Linked DNA regions of Mus musculus: region 2 is linked to region 1. Evidence: chromatin loops called from intact Hi-C (ENCODE). Cell type or tissue: left cerebral cortex. All regions are shown on one strand.

What was found. Peaks named below come from ENCODE experiments on the same cell type or tissue, not always from the same donor. Only the 100,000 strongest peaks of a DNase experiment are listed, where the experiment ranks them.
Region 2: a loop joins it to region 1, with 2.4 times the contacts of the local background. A loop is called at or near these places in 10 of 42 quality-filtered maps.

What each region holds. Positions count from the first base shown.
Region 1 is chr15:89,206,320-89,214,319 of GRCm38, forward strand. It overlaps Ppp6r2 (protein phosphatase 6, regulatory subunit 2), which reads left to right and starts at 5,240. Exons shown (of 25, transcript NM_026813.2): 1 at 5,240-5,460. In left cerebral cortex, CTCF peaks have their summits at 4,028 (motif pointing left) and 4,848 (motif pointing left); DNase peaks (open chromatin) are centred at 4,057, 4,215, 5,033, 5,651 and 1 more place; H3K4me3 peaks cover 2,866 bases; H3K27ac peaks cover 2,109 bases.
Region 2 is chr15:89,146,411-89,154,410 of GRCm38, forward strand. Mapk11 (mitogen-activated protein kinase 11) reads right to left here and starts at 3,196. Exons shown (of 12, transcript NM_011161.5): 1 at 2,988-3,196; 2 at 299-428; 3 at 61-119. The coding sequence starts at 3,103. In left cerebral cortex, CTCF peaks have their summits at 3,712, 6,796 and 6,997; DNase peaks (open chromatin) are centred at 379, 787, 1,250, 1,673 and 6 more places; H3K4me3 peaks cover 3,786 bases; H3K27ac peaks cover 3,566 bases.

The DNA of each region.
Region 1 (8,000 bases):
AGTCTCCACCTGTTACAGGCTTACGTCTGGCATACCCGAGCCTCTAGCCTGAGCTCACCAGCACAGGGGTGCTGTCCTTCTCCCAGAGGCTCTTCCCCATAGAGTGCAGCCATTTTGGTTTCTTGCCCTTCCTGTACTTTTGACCCTCTGGCTATTGCACCTGGCTCCTTTCACTTTCCTCTCACCCCCCCCACACCCCCCCATGGCTCGGTCATCTCAGCTCTGTCTGTCTGTCTTGTCAGCTCTGACTCTCCCAGATGTCCCTGCCTCTGGCTATGCTTGCTCTACTTTTTATCTACAACAAACTTTCTCCTCCATCATACTCACGAACGATCATGTTCCTTCCTTCCTTCCTTCCTTCCTTCCTTCCTTCCTTCCTTCCTTCCTTCCTTCCTTTCTTTCTTTCTTTCTTCCTTCCTTCCTTCCTTTTTAAATTGAAAACCCTGTCTCAAAAAAACAAACAAATAAACAAACTGTTTATGTGTGAGGAGAGGCCAGCAGTAGACCTTGGAACTGGAATTGCAGGTGATTGTAGGTTGACACATGGTTGCTGGGAATCAAATCCAGGTTCCCTGGAAGAGCAGCTAGTGCTATTAATTGCTAAGTTAATTCCCCCAATCGCTAGACCTGGCTTCTCTCCCCCCCGCCCCCCTTCTCAAGACAGTGTTTCTCTGTGTATTTCTGGCTGTCCTAGAACTCTATCTGTAGACCAGGCTGGTCTTGAATTCGGAGCTCTGCCTGCCTTTTCCTCCAGAATGCTGAGAATAAAGGTGTGCACCACCACCACTGGCTTGTGTTTGTTTGTTTGGTTGGTTTGTTTTTGTTTTTCAAGACAGGGTTTCTCTGTATAGCTCTGGCTGTCCTGGAATTCACTCTGTAGACCAGGCTGGCCCCGAACTCAGAAATCTACCTGCCTCTGCCTCCCAAGTGCTGGGATTAAAGGTGTGCGCTACCACGACCGGCCACCACTGGCTTTTTATGTGGGTTTTTGGTATCGAACCCAGGTCCTCGTACTTATCCAGTAATCACTGTACTGACTAAGCTATTTCCCCAGTCTTCCTTCTTTTCTTCCTCCTCCTCCTCCTCCTCCTCCTCCTCCTCCTCCTCCTCCTCCTCCTCCTCCTTCTTTGAGACAGGGCTTCCCTGTGTACCCCTGGCTGTCCTGTAACTCACTCTGCAGACCAGGCTGGCCTTTAACCCACAGAGCTCAGCCTATCTCTGCCGTAGAGTTCCTTCACTAACAGGTTTTAGTTTTCCTTCACACTCTGTAATTTTATCACTTTTGTGGTCTTGTATGAGTCCTTAGCTATAAACTTTATGGTTGCTTCTGCTTAATGTTGGTGAGTCATTTTTTTTTCTTGCTACTTTTATCTTTCTGTCTTTGGCCCATAGCAATTCGATTATGTGTATGCAATGTAGTTCTGCCTGCATTCATCCTTTCTGGAGATTCGGTGCCTGGGTCTTTCTCGGAACAGAAACCTGGAGTCTCTTGAGGGAAGGACAACTCAGGCCACTACTAGGCCTGTTCTGACAGTGCTCTGAGGTGGCACTAATTTTGTATGACAGCTTTGCTGTCTCCATTTTATTGGCGAACAATTTTTTGCTCCATTTTCTTAGCAAAAAGTTCACTCTTTGATCCTTTAATACTTACCTTTGTGCTAGGTGTTTTGTGTACATCGTAAATGATTAACTATAACACATGCTGATTATGTATCACGGGTATTATCACTAATCACAGAAGCAAGGAATGTAGTAGCTTTGCATATCCTTCATTATTTGTTATGTATTTATGCATACTCTTCATCTCCCCCTCTTTTAAAAAGTACAAGCCGTTGGATGATGGTGTCACCATTTTAATGCTAGCTGTTCTAACCAGAATAACTCAGGACAGCCCAGGGAATGTCTCTGTCTTCAACTAGGATGCAGTCAAACTTCTCCAAGAAAGAATGAACTCCCGTTGGGAGAAGAAAGTACCTTCCTAGATTCCCCCCCCCCCCCCCCGCCCCCTCTTGAATATCGTTTTAGTTCTTCAGAATTTTTTTTTTTTTCCGAGACAGGGTTTCTCTGTATAGCCCTGGCTGTCCTGGAACTCATTCTGTAGACCAGGCTGGCCTGGAACTCAGAAATCGGCCTGCCTCTGCCTCCCAAGTGCTGGGATTAAAGGCGTGTGCCACCACGCCCGGCCAGAATATTCTTGTAATTGATAATTTTCATATCAAACTCTCTCCATTGAAATCATTGTGTGGTTTCAGGTCTCCTTTTTGGGTTGTGATACCATTGGGAAGGAGGAAAGACCAAATGAGAGACAAGGCTATAACCTGGTATGATGTAAGCCTGAGGCTTGGAATAGAGCAGCCAGGGAAGCCCTCAGTGGAGAAGGGGGAGGAGGAACGGAAAGGGGAAAGGGGAGGGAGAGGAGGAGGAGGAGGAGGAGGCAGCCGCAATGATTAAGTATCTATGAGACAAGTTAGCAAGCATAGCAATAAAGGGGGAGATGCCTGAAAAGATACAGAGGCCACTTGAGCAGCTGACCTGGGGCAGGAGGTTATCAGGACTTAAGTGAAATAATATAAGCAGATAAAGTGAGATCACATCACAAACAACTTTGTGGGCAGCACCAAGGATTCTTGCTTTCATCTTGGGTGAGACAGCAAGCCCCTGAGGTCAGAGATGTGATCTGACTTATTTTAATTGGATCCCTTTGAACACCGTGCTGAAGGGCCTGCAGCAAGTTGTCCAGGATAAAAGTAGGGGGCCAGTCTACACTGTTTACAGCCACAGGAGAGAAACTGGTCTTACAGGTTAGATACAGACAAGAAGAACAAGAGATTTGCTGATGAACTCAGTGTGGGTGTGAAAAGAGTAGGGCAAGGCCACAGGTTCAAGGCCAGTTTGCACAACTTATCAAAATCTTATGCCCTCAAAACAGACAAACAAAAGGTCTTTTAAGACAGGTCTAGCCGGGCGTGGTGGCGCACGCCTTTAATCCCAGCACTCGGGAGGCAGAGGCAGGCAGATTTCTGAGTTCGAGGCCAGCCTGGTCTACAAAGTGAGCTCCAGGACAGCCAGAGCTATAAAGAGAATCCCTGTCTTGAAAAACCAAAAAAAAAAAAAAACAAAAAACAAAAAACAAAAAACAAAAAACCAAAAAAAACAAAAAACCAAAAAAAAAAAAAACCCCCCCAAAAAAAAACAGGTCTCAATAGCCCAGGCTGCCCTTGAACTCAGTAAGTGGCCAAAGCTAATCTTAAACTACCGATTCTCCTGCCTCAATCTCCCAAATGTTGGGACTAAATGCCCAGCTCAAAATTAAGAAAAAAGAAAGAAAGAAAGAAAGGCTGGCGAGATGGGTCAGCGGGTAAGAGCACTGACTGCTCTTGCAAAGGTCCTGAGTTCAAATCCCAGCAACCACATGGTGGCTCACAACCTCCTGTAAGGAGATCTGACACCCTCTTCTGGTGCATCTGAAGCCAGCTACATATAATAATAAATAAATCTTTTAAAAAAAAGAAAGAAAGAAAAAAAAGTGTGTGTGTGTGTGGGGGGGAGCTAAAGGATGGAGATTCAGTTCATCGGTTCTGTTTCCTCAGTTTATATGTCAGACCAGTACCCACAAAAAATGGTGGTGTGTGTGTGTGTGTGTGTGTGTGTGTGTGTGTGTGTGTGTCTGGGAAGAGGGTGCTCAGAGCTGCTTCTGATACGTGAACTCTGGCCTGGACTTAAAAATAGTGTAAAGGTCAGGGCCAGGCTTGCACCTGCTCGCTGTTGCGGTAATGGGACTAGTGGGTCATCCCCTGTGTTTGGTATCTCCGCACAAGCCCCAGTTCTGCAGCACATTCGGCTTCTGTATTCAGGGTATCACTTCAGTCAGGATGGCCTGGGAAAAGCTGTGCTGCAAGAGACCACACCGCGAACCCAGGCGCCTCCAATTTTGCTTTCCAAACCGGGGAAGAAAACAAAACAAAAAAAATCGATTTCCTTTCCTCCAACAGTGTCTCTTTGGCGCCCTCTGCTGAGAAAAGGGGGAAACACAGCAGCACCACTTCAAAGAAAAAAAAAATCTTGGAAGGGCCCAGAAATGTCTCCCCCTTAGACATTTTTACACTCTGTAGTCCTAGCTGACCCGGAACTCGCTGAGTAGAGTAGAGTAGGCGAGTCTCGAACTGGCAGAGATCCCCCCTGCCTCTGGTATTAAAGATGTGCGCCAGTATGTTTTGCTTGCCTGAAACTCCTCCTGCTTTGGTCTCCCAAGTGCAACCACCCACGCCGGCTTATACTTTCGCACAGCGGTAGTGAACTTGCCACTGAGAGTGAGTGAGTTCATAGCTAGCATGTGTTGACACATTCCTTACATGTTTCTTTTTTTTTTTTTTTGATATTTTCCCATGGCTCACACTGCCACCGGAAATCAGTCTCATTTTAGAGATTAATTTAATTTGAACTCATTTCAACCCATGTTAGATGGCCACGTATGTGACGTACACAAGCCCTGGACAACAAGGATCGGTATCCAAGAAAAGAAAAAAAAAAAACAAAACAAAACGAAACTAAACAACAAAACAAAACAAAACAAAACGGCTTTGATCTCAACACAGAGGCAGAGGCAGAGAGACAGGAGAATCTCTTGTGAGTTCGAGGCCAGCCTGGTGTACAAAGCAAGTCCGGGACAGCCAGGGCTCTGTTACACTGAGAAACCCTATCTCGAAAAACCAAAAAAAAAAAAAAAAAAAAAAAAAAAGGTAAAAAGGGCTAGCTCAGCGGTTAAGAGCACTGACTGCTCTTCCAAAGGTCCTGAGTTCAAATCCCAGCCACCACATGATGGCTCACAGCCATCCGCAGTGAAATCTGATGCCCTCTTCTGGTGCATCTGAAGACAGCTACAGTGTACTTACATTAAATAAATAAATAAATAAGGAAAAAAAAAACCAAAAAAACAAACAAACCAAGTAGATCAGCGGACAGTCCAGTTCAGAAACAGGACGTAGCGGAGACGAGCGCGCGCACCGCTCTGGGGACTTGAAGGTGCCCAGAGGATTTATTTAGCACAGCCAGCTCGATCACGGGGACGCCTCAGGACGTTCCCCCAGCGCGACTCCACCAGACAGACCCTGGACCGCGGCCGCCACTCTGTGCCTCCTCCGGTGGCCCCGCCCCCGGGGCGCGCCCCCGCCCCTCCCCCGTCCGCGCGCTCGCCCGCCGGCCCGCTCGCTCGCTCGCGCGCGCCCCCGCCGCCGCCGCCGCCATTTTGGAGCGATCTCGCCCGCGGCCCCGAGCCGGTCCCGAGCGGGTCCCGAGCCTCCCGCCGGCTGCGCCCGAGTCCGAAGGCGCCGCGCCGCGGGGTCGGGCCCATGTGCGTGCGGCCCGCTCCAGGCCGTCCGCACTTCACCTCTGCGAGCGTCCTGGCCTCGCTTGGGCCTCCCTCGGAGGAGGAGTCGCTGCGACCCCCAGCCTGCTGGGCAGGTGAGTGCGGCCGCGCGCCCACCGCTTCCTGCGGCCCGGGGACAGGAGGGACACCCCCACCCCCCACCGCCTTCGGGCCGTCAGCGTCCTGCTGTCACTCAGCTTGTGCGGTCAGCGCCCTGTCAGTAGAGCAGCGCCTTTGTCACCCTGCGCTTCGTCAGGGGGTCAGCGCCTCCATCAGTCTGCTTCCCGGTCAGCCAGCACTCTCCACTGCCGTCATTCATTCATCCATCCATCCATCCATCCATCCATCCCTTCCCTTCCCTCAGCGCTCACCCTTCTTGACAGTCAACATCCCTTTTAGCTACTATCCCAGCTCCTGGCCTGTCAGTGGTCAGTTTTTCCCCACTCTCAGAATTAGTCTCAGCCTCTTAGTGGCCGCCTGGTTCTCTCCCTCCCAGTTGTCCACCTCTGCTCCTATCAAGGTCCCTCACCTCTGTCGGTGGCTGTAGAGGTGGGGCGGACCTTGGATACAGGGCCTGGGGAGTTGTCAGTGTTCCCTATCTCATCTTTGGGTTTTTTTTTTTTTTCCACCCTCCTCATCAGGGGCCCCGCTGGTGGTGACCTTTCCACCTATCAAGCGTTCCCTCCCCGCTCGCTCATCTCCTCCTACCAGTGCCCACTGCCAAGCGCTCGCTTTGTTATTGTCCTTTATTTCCATCCCATTCCTCTTCCGGGTCGTTCCCCAGTTGTCATCATCACCCACTGTCTTTCTCCCACTCCCCCCCCCCCCCCATCATCTTTTGCTTCTCCCATGCGCCTCTTCTTTCTGGAACTTCTTCACCTGCTACTTTGTATCCTCACAGCTGACTACTCACTTAGTGAAGGCTGTTTCCAATCTATTACGGAGCTCTTGCTGTTCGCTATCAGCTCTCAGTCCAGTCACTTTCCCCAATTCTCGCTTTCTGCTGTAGCCCCTCCCCGCAATTTGTCACCATCCTCAACCATGTCCCTAGGCCTTATTCCAGACAGGTTTTCAGGTTTTCACTGACACCTTCATCTGTGTCCTACCTGACAATGCTGCTTGCTGGCTTCTTACCATCTCATTCCATTCCCTATCCCCCCCCCCCCCTTTCCGGGACTGTTTTACTGTGTAGCCATAGATGTCCTGGAACTCTGGCCTTAAACTCCATAGAGATCCGCCTGCCTCTGCCTCCCTAGTGCTGGTATCAAAGGCGAGGGCTACTGTCACCCAGCTTCAGTCCTCATTCTTATCTCTTCACGCCTCTCTCCCTTTCTGTTTTTCTGAGACAGGGTCTTGCTATGGAGTCTTGGCTATCTATGTAGAGCAAGCTGGACTGAAACTCAGAGATTTGCCTACCTTTGCCTGGGATTAAAAGTTTTCCCAACCAAGTCTGATGTGTTCATCTCTTGATGTTCTTATGTTCTGGGTCAGCCCTTTGACCTCTCTGGTTCTCATGTGAGCTAAATAAGCTCTTGGAGGCAAAAAAGAGGCTATCGCCGGGCAGTGGTGGCGCACGCCTTTAATCCCAGCACTTGGGAGGCAGAGGCAGGCGGATTTCTGAGTTCGAGGCCAGCCTGGTCTACAAAGTGAGTTCCAGGACAGCCAGAGCTATACAGAGAAACCCTGTCTCGAAAAACAAACAAACAAACAAACAAAAAAAAAAAAAAAAAAAAAAAAAGAGGCTATCTTTTGTTTGTTTTTTTTCTAGACAGGGTTTCTTTGCGTAGTCCTGGCTGTCCTAGAACTAGCTCTGTAGACCTAGACCAGGCTGGCCTCAGACTCACAGAGATCCACCTGGCCTCTGCCTCCCAACTGATGGGATTAAAGTATGCTACCATTGCCCAGTAAGAAATTAGCTTTAAGGAGGAGGGTGGGAGAGCAGGCCAGAGCCTTTCAACACGGACATCGGGAGGAGATGGAAAGGGCCCAGATCTCTTGCAGGAACTAGATAATATTGGTGTGTCTAGGTTGGCTGAGAATGTTTGTCTTCTAGTCAGCCTTACAGCTTGAGGGGGGTGGGGGGTGAGGGGGGTGGTTCTAGGCTGGAGATTGAGTTGTGGGGCATTATGACTATCTGGATAGGAGGGGGTGTTGTGGTTCAAACCTCAGTAGTTAATTTAGGGAGGTATTTTGGAGGAAAAGCTGTTGAAGCTTCTTAGAGCCGTAAGTAACAATTGAAGAGGGGTATGAGAGAGTGAGAGAGCTCAGAGAGAGTCCCAGACTTCTCGGTAGAAGTGAAATGGCTGGGTAGTAGCATCGTCTAATTAAATGGAGAAGCTGGGTTGAGGCAGTGATAGATATGAGGGAATGGTTACATGTTAGAGAGAGCAAGCAAGGTTTTCCTTCGGCTGAGACTAGTGGGAAACTTCTAAGAAGCCCAGGGGCCATTAGGGAGAATGTATCTAACCGACAGATGTGAAACAGGAGAGGTTAGGCTGAACATACAATTTTGAGCAGGGAGATAATATTTAAAGCGTTGGGAATAGCTCTTTACTTAGTGCACATGATAAATGTGCTGAGTATTTCTTGTGTGCCATTGCATTTAGTATTGATTGATTCATTTATTTATTTGGAG
Region 2 (8,000 bases), 60 kb before region 1:
CACCACCCCATCTCCGACTAAGCTCCCCAGACTACCACCGCGCCTGCCCAGGACGCTCACACTTCGCTGAAATCCTCGATGGATGTGGCCGGCGTGAAGACGTCCAAAAGTCCTATGACCTGGTCAGGGAACCGAGGCAGGATCACAGCTTAGCCTTAGGCAACGTCCCGTTGGTCTGGACCCCACCCACATGGGACTGTACCTCCAGAGGCTCCGCCCCTATAGTGTAGGTCCCGCCCCCCAGGCAGGATGCGTCCCTTGTTCAGTCCCAACATCACCGGTCGGTCCCCCCTCTCACGTTCTCGTGCTTCAGGTGCTTGAGTAGGCGCAGCTCACGGTATGTCCTCCTCGCGTGGATCAGCGATTGGAAAGGGCGAGACAGCTTCTTTACAGCCACCTTCTGGCGCAGCCGCGCGTCGTAGGCCGAGCTGCAAGGTGGGCGAATGAGGAGAGCAAGCGCCTGGCCTGAATCCACCCGACGCTGGGTGCGGGAGTGAGCCTCTGTTGCTAGCTCTAAAACCTAGGAAGCCTGTCCCCGCCTGCTCGCCCCGCGCTGCCTCCACGCCGACCCTCCTGATCCTCCCTTAGGAGACCCCTTTGAGTGGACAAAGCGTTCTCTGGCAGAGAACCGGTGATTCTAGCCCAAACCTGAGCGCCCCCCCCCCCCCCACACACACACACAACAAGGCCACGGCATGGAAAATACCACGACTGTACCCACAGGCGCTCCCACAGCAAGCAGCCCTCCTCCTTCCTCACGGATGCCGTGGGAGGCTTACCTACAAAGCCCTGGACGCCCCACCCCCACGCCTCCGCACATCAGATTGCGGAAGCAAGATTATCCGGAGGTGTTTATTGCTTCCTGATTTGTAATTGAAGCCGAGTGTGGTGTTCATGCCTGTAATCCCAGCTCTTGGAGAGAGGGAGAGGCGAGAGAATCGAGATTGAGTTCAAAACCAGCCGGAAAACCTAGTGAGACATTGTCTCACAAGAAACCAAACCAAAACAAACAAAAAAATACACACACACACACACACACACACAATTTATAACTCAGCAAATGGATAGTAGGAAATGTTTAACCCCAGTGTGAAGATGTCTCTGACACACTTCCACTCCCCCAGAAACTGGACCCGCCACCTCTGCACCTCTTTACCCTTCTATCCTTCACCTGGAGAGCCTCGAAAGAGCAAATGAGAGCACGCTTTCTTTGTGGGCGGGGCCTAGGCCACGTGGACTGAGCGGTGGTCCTAAGGCTTTTCACCAGGTTCTGATCCCTCTGCCTCAAGACCCGGAGCAGCTGCGAAGCCACTGAAGGAGCCCTGGCTACAGTACCTTTACACAGCCTGCTCCCCTGGTGATTCCTGTTCCTTCTCTCCCTCGATTCTCTTCGTCTCAGGATGCACCCTTCCCTTGCAGTGGTGAATGGAGACAGGGTACCACCCATTCCCACCAGGTGAGGGAAGATGGGGAAGGGGCATGGTGGTTTGGGATGCTCACGGAACTAGAGAGTTGTAGAAGAAAGGTGGCTTTCCTATGATAAGCAGAATGTCTAAGTAACTTCTGGGGTGGAGGTGGGTGGGGAGTGGCCACTAGAACAGCAGGATCCTCTTACTTGACTGCCTCTGTACAATCAAGTTACAAGAAGTTGGCATCCCATGGCCTGCCTCAGCAGGGTGACTGAACAAACCCAGGGTCACGGATCAGCGGAGACAGACCTAGGTCTCCCTTGGGAAATCTGGCTTTTCCCTGGTAACTCCTAGATGGTCCAGCCCCGAGACAACTCCATCTGAGTCAATGTCCAAGTCCCCTGCAAAGTATCTGCTTCACCTTCCTCCCTGCCCCCTCCAAGTCCTCCCTGGCTCTCCTTCCCTCTAATTTATTGTATTATTTTTTTAAAATGTATTTTCGTGTAACCTTATCCTCCTCCACTTGCTGAGTCCCTGAACATCCCAGACACAACATGTCCCATCATCTCTTCCTCTGTCCGACTCCTTGGGTATGTATGGGTGATGGAGTGGGTGTATCCTGTCTCTACTCACTGTGGAGGGCTGGGGTACAGCCTGAGAAGCAAGAATAAGGAGCGAGTGTCGGCAGAACAAGCCTACCCATCTCAGTGGTGGGTTTACAGGCTGCAGACATGGGGCGAGATCCCATGACCAACTCACTCTGGGCCCTGTAAAGCAGGACTGTTTGCCTCTATAGGGTTGCAGTAGCAGTACCGAGGCTTCGGATGACAGCACCGGATCCAAGATGTGAGACTCAGCCCCCATTCCCGGTGTGGGGCACATACCAGTGTCCACACCCTTGATCAGCCCGTCAACAAGGGCTATCTACAGCCGTTCTCCAATCCCAGGTGCCTGGATGCTGCCCACGATCGAGACTGCAATCTCTGGTCTCCAAGCCCTACCTATATTCTGAGATCCTTTGTTGGGTAAACTGGGGTAGGGTGTAGACAAGAGAGTAGGTGTCCGCTTAGGCTCAAGCCGCTGAGCTTCTAGGAATCTGGAGGCGCGGGTATGATCCACAGGAAAATTTTGGTGTCTTCCAAATTAGAAAGGTCTCCTCACCCCGCTGGGGGTCCCCTTTTCAAATACTTAGTCTGAGGGGAACGTTAGACCCTGCAGCTACTTAGACCTTGCCCGAAATAACCCGGATGGCTGACTGTTCCATTTAGCGGCCCCAGAGACTTGCTCTCCCGCCAGCTGTGACGCCGCAATATTCAGTCTTTTGGGGAAAAACTAGGAAAGGGATCGGAGATGGGGGGGGGGGAGAGGGCATTAGAAGACCCCCCCTACCTGCCAGCGAGTGGAATCTAGTAGGAAAGTTTCCTCCGTGTCCCCTCCCCCCCATTCATTCATCGGAAGCGTGCAGACCGGGGGCGGAGGCAGGGCGAGGCCCCTCCCCACGCCGGGAACCCCACGTCGCGCTGGAGGGTCGCACACGCTTTCCCGCCCAGCTCCCACCAGGTCCTTGCCGGCCCCTACCAGACTGAGCCGTAGGCGCCGGAGCCCACCGGGCGTAGGCCCTGCAGCCGCTGCGGCACCTCCCATACTGTTTTGTTCAGCTCTTGCCGGTAGAATCCCGCGCGCGGACCCGACATATCCACAGAAGCAGCTGGAGCGAGCGCCCCGGATCCCCGCGCGCAGCACCCGGCCCGCGCCCCACGCCCAGCACCGCTGAGCAAAGCGGGGTGGGGGCTGGGGGGCGGCGGCGCAGCAGGGCGGGACGGCGGGGCGGGGCCGAGGCCCGGCGGATTTCCCCAGCCTGGAGACCGGAGGGCGGGGAAACGGGGGTGGGGTGGGGTGGGTGGAGGTTGAGGGTTCCCGGAGACAGACGCACAGCTTCCTGCCCCTCGGAGACCGTGACAAAGGAAAAAGCCTGCTTCCCTCCCATGGGGGTGACGATGAAACTTCTTGCTTGTACTCCTCCACCTTCATCTTCTGCATATTACCTACCCCCTCTGCCCTTCCCCGGGTCCCAGGCCAGTCCCCTTCCTCAGAAATGAAGGGAAATTGTCAAAAGTGAGCTTGAGCACGTGGTGATAATACTTTCAGAACAACAACAAAAAACATTAGTGGTGGGGGGAGGGGGAAGTAAAGGCTCTAGGTTAAAAAACCAGCGCCACGGCGCCAACTCAGGGCACCACTGAGGAAGGCGCCTTGTGGCCAGGGTGAGGAGGACGCCCCCGTTTGGCGTTAATGGTTCACCTCCTAGTAGACTTACTAGGTCTTAGTAAGTGACGGAGCCTTCAGGAGACAAGACGACATCTACTCCCCATGTTGCCCTAACCTCGACCCAGAAGCTCCTGGAAGAGGTAAGCTCCCGGCGGGCAGTCAGGACCAGGGACAGCGCAGCACCATGATTGGGGCCACAAGTATGGTCCCCACATGGGCCTCTTTTTAGTACTGGGTATTTTTCCTCCTTATGAAGCCCTCTCTTCACTGACACTCGGGAAACGCCCCCAGCCTTGACTTTCTCCAGCCACTAGCACAAGGCGACCCAGGAGGTCTACCAACCCTGGCAGGCATAGTTCAGTTTGTCACCAAGCCTAGAAATCTCCCTTTTCCTGGTGTCCAGGGTGGATGCTTTCATGTCCAGTAAGGCCTCACCCATGCCACTTTAGGCCAGTGGTTCTCAACCTGTGGGTCACGACCTCTTTTTTTTAACAGGTGTCACCTAAGACCATCAGAAAACACAGATATTTACAATTCATAACAGTAACAACATTAGTTACAAAGTAACAACAAAATAATTTTATGGCTGGAGGTCACCACAACATAAGGAACTGTATTAAAGGGTTGCAGCATTGGAGAGTTGAGAACCACTGCCCTAGGCCCTACTTTTATTCACACTTGAAAGTAAACATGGAGCAGAGTGTGGTGGTGCACGTCTTTAATCCCAGCACCAGGAGAGAGATGCTGGAGTACCTGGCCAGCCTGATCTACATCCTGAGTTCCAGGGCAGCCTGAGCTAAATCGAGATTCTGTCTCTAAGCTGATTCCTTTCCCCCATTCCTCCTCCCAATAAATTGATTATGGGTTGAGTGTCGTGGCTTCCATCTGTAATTCGAATGCTTAGGAAGCTAAATCTGGAAGATCACAGCAAGTTCAAGGCTTACCTGGGCTATAGAGTAAATCTGAAGCCATCTGAGCTACAGAGTGAGACCCTGCCTCAAGGCGGAAGGAAGGAAGGAAGGAAAGGAAAGGAAGGCAGGCAGGCAGGCAGGCCAGCCAGATGTGGTGGCACGGGTCTTTAATCCTAGCTAAAGCAGAAGCAGGAGGATCTATCTCTATGCCTTATGAAGCTAACAGGTGAGATATGGCTTCTGACTCCCCCCTTTTTGTTTTGTTTTTGTTTTTGTTTTTTAAATAACTTTGAGCAAAACTCAAATAGTTAACTATTTGGGAATTACATGCATAATCAAACATGAATTTCTAAATTGTCTCTTATTTATTTATTTATTTATTTATTTATTTATATCATATGTGCTCTGCTGTTTTGCCTGTGTGTATGTCTGTGTGAGGGTATCAGATCCCCTGATATGATGAGCTACAGTTATGAGCTGTCATGTGGGTGCTGAGACTTGAACCCAAGTCCTTTGGAAGAACAGCCAGTACTCTTAGCTGCTATTTGCAGCCCCAACCTGAATCAATCTCTCTCTCTCTTTCTCTCATTCTCTTTCTCTCTCTCTCTCTCGTTTTTTTTTTTCGAGACCGGATTTCTTTGTATAGCCCCAACTGTCCTGGAACTCACTCTGTAGACCAGGCTGGCCTTGAATTCAGAAATCTGCCTGCCTCCGCCTCCCAAGTGCTGGGATTAAAGGCATGTGCCACCCTTGCCCTGCCCTGAACCCCACTTTAATGAGAAATCTGAGTTTTAAATAATGTAGGGCTGGGATGTAGTTCAGTAGTATGTAACTGCCTAATAGAGTGAGGCCCTGGGTTGAACCATCAGCCTATCAAAATCTTAATAATAATAGTAATAATAATAATAAATAGAAGTATAATGCAATGCAAAATATAACTAAAAAATAGTCAACCAAGTTGGACGGTGGTGGTACACGCCTTTAATCCCAGCACTGGGGAAACAGAGGCAGGCAGATCTCTTAAGTTCGAGGTCAGCATGATCTACCGAATGAGTTTCAGGACAGCCAGGGCTACACAGAGAAACCCTGACTTGAAGAAACAAACAAACAAACGACGGAAAAAAAAATATCGCCAAACTAGAACAAGCCAGTGAAGCCGTAGGCCACTAGAAGCATCTAAGGGAATCCTGACATATAATCAGGCACATACAGGTAGCCAAGGAAATAGGTCTAAGCCTCAGTCAGTCTCTCGCCCCTCTCACAAGACTTTTCCCAAGCCCCAGGCCATCCTTGGCACCATTTTCCTCTGTGGAAGCCAGTATCAATCCTGGATGGAGCCTAACAGGAGAACCTGAGGGTGGCCCAGCCCCCACTGCTCAGGGCAGTAAAGCCCAGAAGCCACCTTTCTCAAGGGTGGGCTGAGGTTTTGTGCAAAGCTAATGGACCTTCAGCTGAAGGCAGAGGAGGAGGGGGGAGCTGAGCCTGGGTGGTGGTGGGGGGTTGGGAACCTTGCCTGCACAGTGGCCAGGGGGGAGGGTAGTGGCCTTTGTCTGTACAGCAGCAGGGCAGGGCCAGTCAGTTACCAGGGCAACCTGCCTTGTCTCCTCCACATTCCCAAGGATGCCCAGTTTGGCTCAACTGGCAAGTGAGGCAGGGGGCTGGATAAAGGAAATAGTTACCTACCCAGGAGAGTCTCAGGCCAGTTCTCCTGACTGCTGCTCCCTAAATCCAGGGTTCAGAGCTAACTACTGTTAGCCAAGGCCTGGCCAGGCTTAGCTCTCTCTCTCTCTCTCTCTCTCTCTCTCTCTCTCTCTCTCTCTCTCTCTCTCTCTCTCTCTCTCTCTCTCTCTCTCTCTCTTCCTCAGCAAGCTGACCACCCCCTCCCCTTGGTGAACCTATCCACAGGTACCATGCCTTCTGAGGAGTGTGTGGGATCAAACAGTACAGGGAGTGGCCACCTGAGTTTAAGTTGGTCATGAGTGTTAGCAGTCCCCTTAAAGGATACCAGAAGGTTGCAACAGAGGGCAGGTGTGTGTGTGTGTGTGTGTTTGTCCACGCGTGTGTATGCACACTCGTGAGTGCACATGTGCATACACTGCAAAAACTCAAACGCATGCTGCATAAACGTCCCATTCAAGGCCGTGCCTCCTTTCTCTGTTACTCCAAATATCAGCCACAACTTCTATTGCCTCCTACAGTCAAGGCCCCTTTTCTTTTCTTTTTTTTTTTTAAAGATTTATTTATTTATTATATGTAAGTACACTGTAGCTGTCTTCAGACACTCCAGAAGAGGGCATCAGATCTTGTTACAGATGGTTGTGAGCCACCATGTGGTTGCTGGGATTTGAACTCCGGACCTTCGGAAGAGCAGTCAGGTGCTCTTACCCACTGAGCCATCTCACCAGCCCAAGGCCCCTTTCATTTAGCACCCGTGACAGTCCCCCAGTGGTTAGCTTGCCCACTCAGATCCCAGATTCCTCCAGTGGCCAGAATGGACTTTGTAAAAGATAAATCTGGAAAGAACTGACTTAGGGACAAGTAGTAGAGGGTACCACAGTTTCTTCCCATCTTCCTCTTGTCTCTAGTAGAGTGGGGGGGAAATGACATATAGGAAGGATATATAGCAAGCCCATCATCCCTGGGTTTGTTGATGAGCCTACTTCAACTCAAGGCTGGCCTATCCCATCTCTAAGCACTGCAACATAGAGGTCTTTTTGTTTACATTTAGTTTTTACCCCTTGATGGTTCCCAGTGCAGGGCAAACCCCGAATCTCTGCACACACTTGTTTACCCTTGAAGGAACATGAGGAGGAAAGATGGATACCTCACGTGGAACCTGTTGGGACCCTCAAGCTTAGCCATATGCTTCTATCCATCGAGAAGATGGTCCATTCTGGAAACCAGGCCTCAAGGTTCCCAGCTCTTTTATCTAAGACTTAGTGGCACTTTGTTCAGAATTCCTGGCCAGCCAGATCTCTAGGACAGAGCCTTGTGTGGGATTGCAGTAGCGGGGCCCATGTTGGGGGATGTTGGCTGTGGACCTTGCATCCCTCCTTGGGAAAGACAGCTGCAGAGGAAGCTCATAATAAATCAAGACTCTACACCACCCCCAACCCTCGCCACAGCAGGATTTCCCCAGACATAGGATGTACCAATGCATTCTGGGAATAGCTTAGAAGGACAGGATCCAGAGACAGCATTTGGATCCAGCCGAAGTCACACTGGATCACTTTACTTCCTGTGGTGGAAGACTGCTTTGAGTACCTGGAGAACATGGGAGGCCCAGCAGGGTAGACTCATTCATCCCGCTTGATGCTGGAGGCTCTGCCTAGTACAATGCCCCCTGCAGAAGTGCTTTCAGAGCTGGGTGTGGTGGTACACACCTTTAATTCCCAGAGACAGAGGCAGGCAG